Linked DNA regions of Homo sapiens: region 1 is linked to region 2. The links are chromatin contacts, found by Hi-C in ENCODE. All regions are on one chromosome and are shown on one strand. Each heading gives the region's core, a stretch centred on a gene start or an enhancer-like site at or near the end of the contact. The rest is flanking DNA. Distances are from core to core; before and after follow the strand shown. Region 1 holds the start of BAMBI (BMP and activin membrane bound inhibitor). Region 2 holds the start of THNSL1 (threonine synthase like 1).

Region 1 (3,514 bases), core at 193-2,692, 3.7 Mb after region 2:
TAACCAGTTTAATTTTCTTTTAAAACTTCTACTGGATTTCTCCTTCTCTCCTTTTAGATGCAATTTTGATCTAGAGAAGTAATGGTCTGAGCATCAGTTTATGAAATTATTTTATTTTTCTGCACATAAACATTATTTTTCAAAGACAATTTCATTAACTACATCCTGCAGCTCTGCAGACTTTCAACAACTTTAAAAGGTTAGGCGTTTGAGATATGTTCGCCTTGACTTTCAGTCCTCAAGACATATGTACATTTTTCTTAGTCTCAAAGCTCATGTCTGCACTCTAGTCCTAAAGGATTTGTCTTTATAATTCTCACCTTAGCATGAAATGTGCTTCTCTTTCTTTCCTTCCCCACCCCCCACCCCCTTTTGACATATCCGGTAGGGAAGCTCTGGCAGATTCTCAAGAAGAATTTTGCAAATGGTCGACTTTTGTTCATCTCAGGTTTTGGAGGGAGAGGATAAAAGAACATTCCCTCAGATAATGAGTTTTAACCTTAATTCCTTCCAAAGCGGAGGGGGAAACAAAACTACAGCAAGACCACCTTGAGTACCTTGGGAAGGGCAGCCCCGCGATCCCTAATAAATGAATTAGCATCTCAAGGAGGAGATCACTGCGGGGCTGATATTGATCAGGGTCAGCCGGCGTGTTTGCCAGCCATTGTTTGGGGGGTGGTTAATTGAGTGTCAGTCTCGGCCAGTGTCGTCTCGTTGGCGCCGGGTGCTTTTGGATTTGCTAATTTTCGTTAAGTGTCTCTAGCCCGCTACTCGTCCCGCGTACCCGGGAGAACCTAGCGGCTCCTAACGGATCAACAGTCAGTCTGTCTGGGCTTTATTGATCCCATGGCGGGCAGCTCGAGGCGGACACGCTGAGGGGGTGGGGGGCGAAGGCTGAATGCAGACCCCAGCGCTGGGCCGCCTCCCCCGGGCTCCCACCCGAACCCTCCTCCGCCACCTGCACAGGCCGGGGCATTGTCACTCGCCCCTGGGGGTTCCAGAAAACGCAGTGCGGCCGGGGAGGACGACCACACGGACCCCCTGCGTGTTTCGGGGGGCACCCAAAAGAAGCCCCGCGCTGGGGAACGCTGACCACCCGAGGCTGAGCCGTCAGGGTCTCGGAGGCGGGTTCCCGAGCCGGTCCCGGGGCTGGGCTCCCCCGGCGCCTCGCGAAGGTCACTGACGCGCAGGCCTCCGCAAGGGGGAGCGCGGGAGACGGCAGCGCACCAGCCGGGCGCCCCAGCCGGGCGCCCCAGACGCCGGCGCCGCTCGGAGCCGCCGGGCAGGTCCCCCAGCGCTCGCGTCTGGGCCCGCCCCCCGCTGCGGGGCGGATTGACAGGAGCCCGGCGGCCAATCGGACGCCGTGGGGCGGGGCGAGGCGGGGCGGTGCAGGCCGGCTCCCGGCGCGGGGCGCTATTTACGGCGCGGAGCCGGAGAGACCTGGGCTGGCGCGGGCGGGAGCTGCGGCGGATACCCTTGCGTGCTGTGGAGACCCTACTCTCTTCGCTGAGAACGGCCGCTAGCGGGGACTGAAGGCCGGGAGCCCACTCCCGACCCGGGGCTAGCGTGCGTCCCTAGAGTCGAGCGGGGCAAGGGAGCCAGTGGCCGCCGACGGGGGACCGGGAAACTTTTCTGGGCTCCTGGGCGCGCCCTGTAGCCGCGCTCCATGCTCCGGCAGCGGCCCGAAACCCAGCCCCGCCGCTGACGGCGCCCGCCGCTCCGGGCAGGGCCCATGCCCTGCGCGCTCCGGGGGTCGTAGGCTGCCGCCGAGCCGGGGCTCCGGAAGCCGGCGGGGGCGCCGCGGCCGTGCGGGGCGTCAATGGATCGCCACTCCAGCTACATCTTCATCTGGCTGCAGCTGGAGCTCTGCGCCATGGCCGTGCTGCTCACCAAAGGTGGGTGCCGGGGGCGCACGGGGCCCGGGGTCCCGTCCTCGCCGCGGGGCTTTGGAGCCGGCTGCAGAGGCTTTGTTAGCGGCAGGCGAGGCTCCCTCCTGCGCCGGAGCCGCAGGTCGCGACAAGTTGCTGTGTTCTTAGAAGTCGCGGCGGTGGCCTGGCGCGTGGATGCGGACTCCGATCTAAGGGCAGGCGCTGATCAGAGGGTCCTCCTGGCTCTGCCTGCGGGGAGCGGCGCGTTTGCAGCCCAGCGGGGAGCGGGGCCGGAGTCTCGGCCTCGACGCCGCCGCTTCCGCACCCTGGGGGCTCGGGCGGCCGGGAGGAATCGCAGATCCTGGCCTGTAGCTGCCGCGTGCCCTCAGCGTGTCTGTGTGAGTGCCTCAGGGTGTATTTCTGTGAGTGTGTCTCTGAGTCTCAGTATCCCTAAATGCATTTTTGTGTCTCTGAGTGTCGTTGTGTTTCTGAAAGTGTGTCTGAACCTCTGTATCACTCAGCGTATCTCTGTGTCTCTTTGAATGTATCTCTGAATGCATTTCTGTGTCTCTTTCTGAGTCTTTGTGTCTCTGAATGTGTGAGTCTCTGTATCTCTGATCTTGAGTGTGTCTTTCTGAATGCATTTCTGTGTCTGTCTCTAAGTGTCTTTGTATCTCTGAATGTGCATCTGAGTCTCTGTGTGAGTGTGTCTCTGCGTACATCTCTCTGTGTGCGAGCGAGTGTGTGGGTCTCCCTGAGAGTTTAGGTGTCCGAGGTGTGCAGAAGTGTGTGTTGTGTTGCTTTTCAGCAGCCGGGAGGAGTAGGCTCTGTCAGCGTCTCACTGCCACTCACCTCATATTTTACAAACAGGACCAAAAAAAAAAAAAAGGCAGCGGGTCAGTTTCTTCTTTCCTCTGCAGGCTTTCACCTTTTAGAAAGAAATAACCCGAACTGTCTCCGAATTTCAAGGTTCTCCTCACCTCCCTGCTGTGAAATCTACCTACTGTTCTGTGAACAGATAATTTTTTTAAGTAGGAAGCAGTTTAGTCTTTGCAGCCCCCTACTTCTCTTTAATTGCTATGTAGCAGGCATGAGGTTAAAGCATAAGCTAGCCCAGCGAGGATGATGTGCTACAGTATTTATTTATTTTGGAAGGAAGGGTGTAATTAACCCTAAATAACAGCCCTTGTGGCTTGCAGAGGGGAGCCTCCTGGCCCTATCAAAGGCGGGCAGAACAGGGAGGGACTGAGGCTGACATGAAGTCACAGATACCGAAACTATGTGCCTGATAATGATATAATTAGGGGATCAGAGATTTCTGACGGCTGCGGACTTCAAAAGCTTTAAAAGAAGCCAGCAGTCTCTCCTGTAGCCATCTTGACTAAAGCAGACATTTTTGTTTAATCACTACATACAGTAACGAGAAGGGGACAGAAACAGAAGGGCATTGTTCCACAGTTTCAAAATACCAGTCCCCTTTCTGGCCTTTTGCATGCCACAGGAAGAAACTTTATGAACGACAGAAATATAGTTTTAATACAGTGGTACAAAAGTCCATTCTCCTTGCTTAAAATGTGGCTCCAATTAAAAAAAAAAGGTAGTTAGAACTTTCCCAGTTACCTGTCAAAATTTTATTAGGCTGTTTT
Region 2 (3,685 bases), core at 372-2,871:
GCTAGGCCCGATTTTTAGTCCAGTCCTTTTCAAATGTGGTTTTGACTTGCATACGGACAAGGATGATGGTAAAAGACAGGAAACATTTCAAGTCCTAGGAGAAATGAGATTTTCTCCACTACTTTCTTTGCTCCCCACAGATTTAAGTAAGTTCTAAGAAGTCCCTACAGATGGGAGTAACTGAAGTGCTTCCTTTGCACGTTTTTGAGATTTGGAGAATTTAAGAGGTTCTAAGACCTATGTAAAATTTCAACTCAATTACATATTTTTTGGTTCATTATCTATCCACCAATTCTTCCTTCCATTTAAACCATTAGATCTGAAAAAGTCCTTAGAAACTGCCTAATAGTGGTAGATATTTCGTTTCACTGATCAAAAACCTGAGGCTCAAAAGCAAATGTAAATTTATATTTCATAAAAATCTTGGGGGAAAAGTCCTATCCTATCCCATTAGAGAGGGAGTAGTGCAGTTAGAAATACAACACCGAACTCCTGAAACCAAACATCAAGTATCCTTAAACAAGATAATAGAATTGTGATTTTTTTCTTTTCAACATGAAACTTCATACTATGCTGTATATCACATATAATTAAATTACACAATAATCACATACCGTATTAATAAGAGGTTAAGTGTAATATAATAAAATGGTCATCTCACAGCGCCAGACTGCCCTCTCTGTAAAACTGTGAGATGCTGAATACCTAGATATTTCGACCTTTTCTCTAACAAGTTATCCTCCAAGGCTACTTCATCGAGGCAAAAATACATTTTATTTATTATTAAAAATTCCAGTATATGTATGCTTAATTAATACTGAGTATTCCCCATTCTTGTTTCAAGTGATAGTCTTTGCTTATCCACATACCTAGGAGGCTGGGGAGGCTCCTTCAAGTCACTGGGTATGAGGTTATAAATGCACTCAGAAGAGCACGTTGGATCCATGGCCACCAAATGACTCCTTAAAAGCTACTCTCCACAACTTTTTTCTCCCTGTCCCAGTATCTCCGTCCCTTTCTTCACTGCTTCCCCTTTCTTTCTTCTTCGCCTTCTGAAGGACCACAGGTTCTCTCCTTCACATCGTCCCCCTTTAACCCCCTCTTAGCAGTCCTCTCTCGGGAAGAAAACACCCTATTTCTCTCCGGATTGCTAAGCGTCGTTGACTGTGCGGTTGCCGTGGAAACCGTTACTAGGCAACGAGGAAGTGGCAGGCAGCACCGCAAACTAGGTCTCCCCTCTTCCCTCTTTCTGCAGCGCCTTCTGCTAGAGAAGCTCATTTGGAAGCCACTGTTTTTACGTGCCTTTGAAAGTTAACGGGGTGAAAATGATGTCCCCTTAAAAACTGTGCTCTTTTCTATTTCTGTGTATCTGGGGAAAAAAGAAAAATCCTAGTAGAGACGGCAAAGCGCAGCTGGTGCGCAGGCGTCACCCAATAAGGTTTTTGTGAGCAGGCCCCAATCGCGGTGTGGGCGGAGCGAGCGGCTGAGACCACGAGGACGCAAGGCCAGCGCCGCCAGGGAGACGAGGGAGGGGAGGAGCCTGAGGAGATCGGAGTGCTCGGATAGGCTACAGTGAGAAAGGAGAGTCACGTGCCCTGCGCGAGGCCGCTCGGGGAAGGGCGTGGAGCGGAGGCACGCTGGCCGCCGCAGGCACAGGCGCAGAGTCCACTGCGCGGGGGCGGGACCGGGGAGCTAGCTGCAGGTACGGTGCTCCGTCTCCTGTGGAGGCTTTAGCGGCTCGTGGACACTGCTCCCCCATTTCCTTTCATTTCCCCCGTCTTCTCAGTGAGATTTCCTTGGTGAGTTATTGGAGGAGAAAGGAAGGAAAACTAGAAGCCAGCCCGCTCCCATCGCATGCCTTTCCCCGTACCGTCCCTTCCCCTTTCCGCTACTCGCTGGTCATCTCAACTCTGCGCGCATTTTTCCTGCTGCTTCTGGTCGAGGCTCCTCGGAACGCCGCGCAGCCCTGCCCGCCACGTGTGTGAGTGCGCGCACGGGGCCCGCGGCCTCCTCCGCCTGCTGCGCTCGCCCTCCCGCCCCTGCTCCCGGGACCGCCCCTTGGGCGGTCCTCCGGGTCGGCTCTGCGCCTGCTCTTCCCCGGGTCGGGACTCTTCCTCTAGGTCGTTCTCCAGGAACCAGTGGACCTGCTCTTTGTAAATGAGCAGCCTAAACTAAGAGGAGAAGCCTTTTAAGTGGGCCTTTACGTTTTTGTCCAGTTTTTGGTGTCCCTTGTTGGAAAATTGTCTTCTGAGAAGCGGTTTTATTCCTTTTTGTTCCACCTGGTCACCCGTAAATCTATGCACATGGGCCTGCCGTAGGAAAGTCATTTAGACGCTTTTACCCGAGTGTTTAAAAGACATTTTGGTAATAGGATTTGGGGAGGAAGATGGATGCCTCTGAACCACCGGTACAGAGGCCACTCTGCCCGAAGGAAATAAAGCTTCCCGGAGAGGAGAGAAAACACACTTGAGTCTGGGTTTCTCACTGCCTGGTTGGCTGGCGGAGTGATTAAAACAACACAATGGCCTGGTGAACCTTTTAGTTCCTGTATAAAAAGGCTTTACTGAATGTGTAGGTCCTTACTTTGGGCTCTTACTGAATTTCACTACATAAGAATACGTTAAGTTTTTCTTTTTTTTTTTTTTGTATACAGTTGATTTTAATTTTTGTCCCAGACGCTTAGGGAAAATTCTCCAGATTTCTTCACATCAGATTGTCTTCCAAAACATTTTAGATAGATGGATCTGTAGATCTATATTTAGATCTAGATCCAAATCTATATCACTTTGCCCCTTTCTTTTCGCCCTTGAGTATTTTATGTTTGGGATTTCTGTTTAGCAAGTATAGAGAAAAAATTTGGCGGGAAACCTCCTGTATGTACGAAGATTCGAACCAAGGACTCATGGAATGATAACGCCATTAGCCAAGTGGATAGTCACTGGCTAAAGCTTATGAATTTTCTAATTAGAAGGAACACCTTGAGACTATTTGTGTTAATCAGTTCCTGAAATAGCAAGTAAGGGCAAAACATGATTTCTGCAGTTAGCACCAACTGGCCTTTGGTAGCCTTGATGTTCTGGGGTTACTGAAATAAAATAATTTCACTGATGTCTGTATATTTATTATGCTTTAAAAAATGCTAAACAATTTGTGCAAGACCTCACTGTGGTATAGTTAGTTTACAGCCATGAGCAGGTTGTTAAATCATTTGGAAAAAAACTTTTCTTTTTTCTTAGACATTTGATCTGCAATTCTCCTTGCCTTTTGAAAGTGTGTTTAAGCAAAATTATTTCTAGTTTTTATAATGCTCTTGAAATGACACTTCAAAAAAATGCCTGTGTCCACCGCATGTCCACAGGGAATTAACTGGTATATACCTACAGGGATGAACAAACTGTCTATAAAGGGGTAGACAGTAAATATTTCAGGCCTTTTTAGGCCAAGTGGTTATGTTGCAACTACTCAGTTTTGCCATTGTAGCTCAAAAGCAGCCAAAGACGGTACTGAACAAATATGTGAGCACATGAATGACTGAAGTTGTGCTTCAAAGAAACTTGATTTATGAAAATGATGGTGGGCCAGATTTAGCCTGTGGATTGTAGTTTGCACAGATCCTAGATCCCCGTATATAATGGTATGCCTGTGATGTACATAAACAAATGAGAGTTGTTTTTTTTTTTTTTTT

Evidence for each region. Hi-C counts contacts between places; a loop is a spot of excess contacts on that map. Pooled maps may share reads with other maps.
Region 1: a map of B cell shows a loop between it and region 2 (20-fold over the local background). The contact joins the promoter of BAMBI here to the promoter of THNSL1 in region 2. A Hi-C loop is called at or near these places in 3 of 168 maps with a recorded cell type or tissue (B cell, CD8-positive, alpha-beta T cell and naive thymus-derived CD4-positive, alpha-beta T cell) and 6 of 50 pooled maps.

What each region holds. Positions count from the first base shown.
Region 1 is chr10:28,676,079-28,679,592 of GRCh38, forward strand. It overlaps BAMBI (BMP and activin membrane bound inhibitor), which reads left to right and starts at 1,443. Exons shown (of 3, transcript NM_012342.3): 1 at 1,443-1,895. The coding sequence starts at 1,820. RefSeq lists silencers at 911-1,470, 2,196-2,340.
Region 2 is chr10:25,014,991-25,018,675 of GRCh38, forward strand. THNSL1 (threonine synthase like 1) reads left to right here and starts at 1,622. Exons shown (of 3, transcript NM_024838.5): 1 at 1,622-1,702. ENKUR (enkurin, TRPC channel interacting protein) reads right to left here and starts at 1,168. Exons shown (of 6, transcript NM_145010.4): 1 at 870-1,168. The coding sequence starts at 946. RefSeq lists silencers at 1,174-1,223, 1,554-1,753, 1,934-2,013 and enhancers at 1,297-2,059, 1,370-1,664, 2,264-2,343.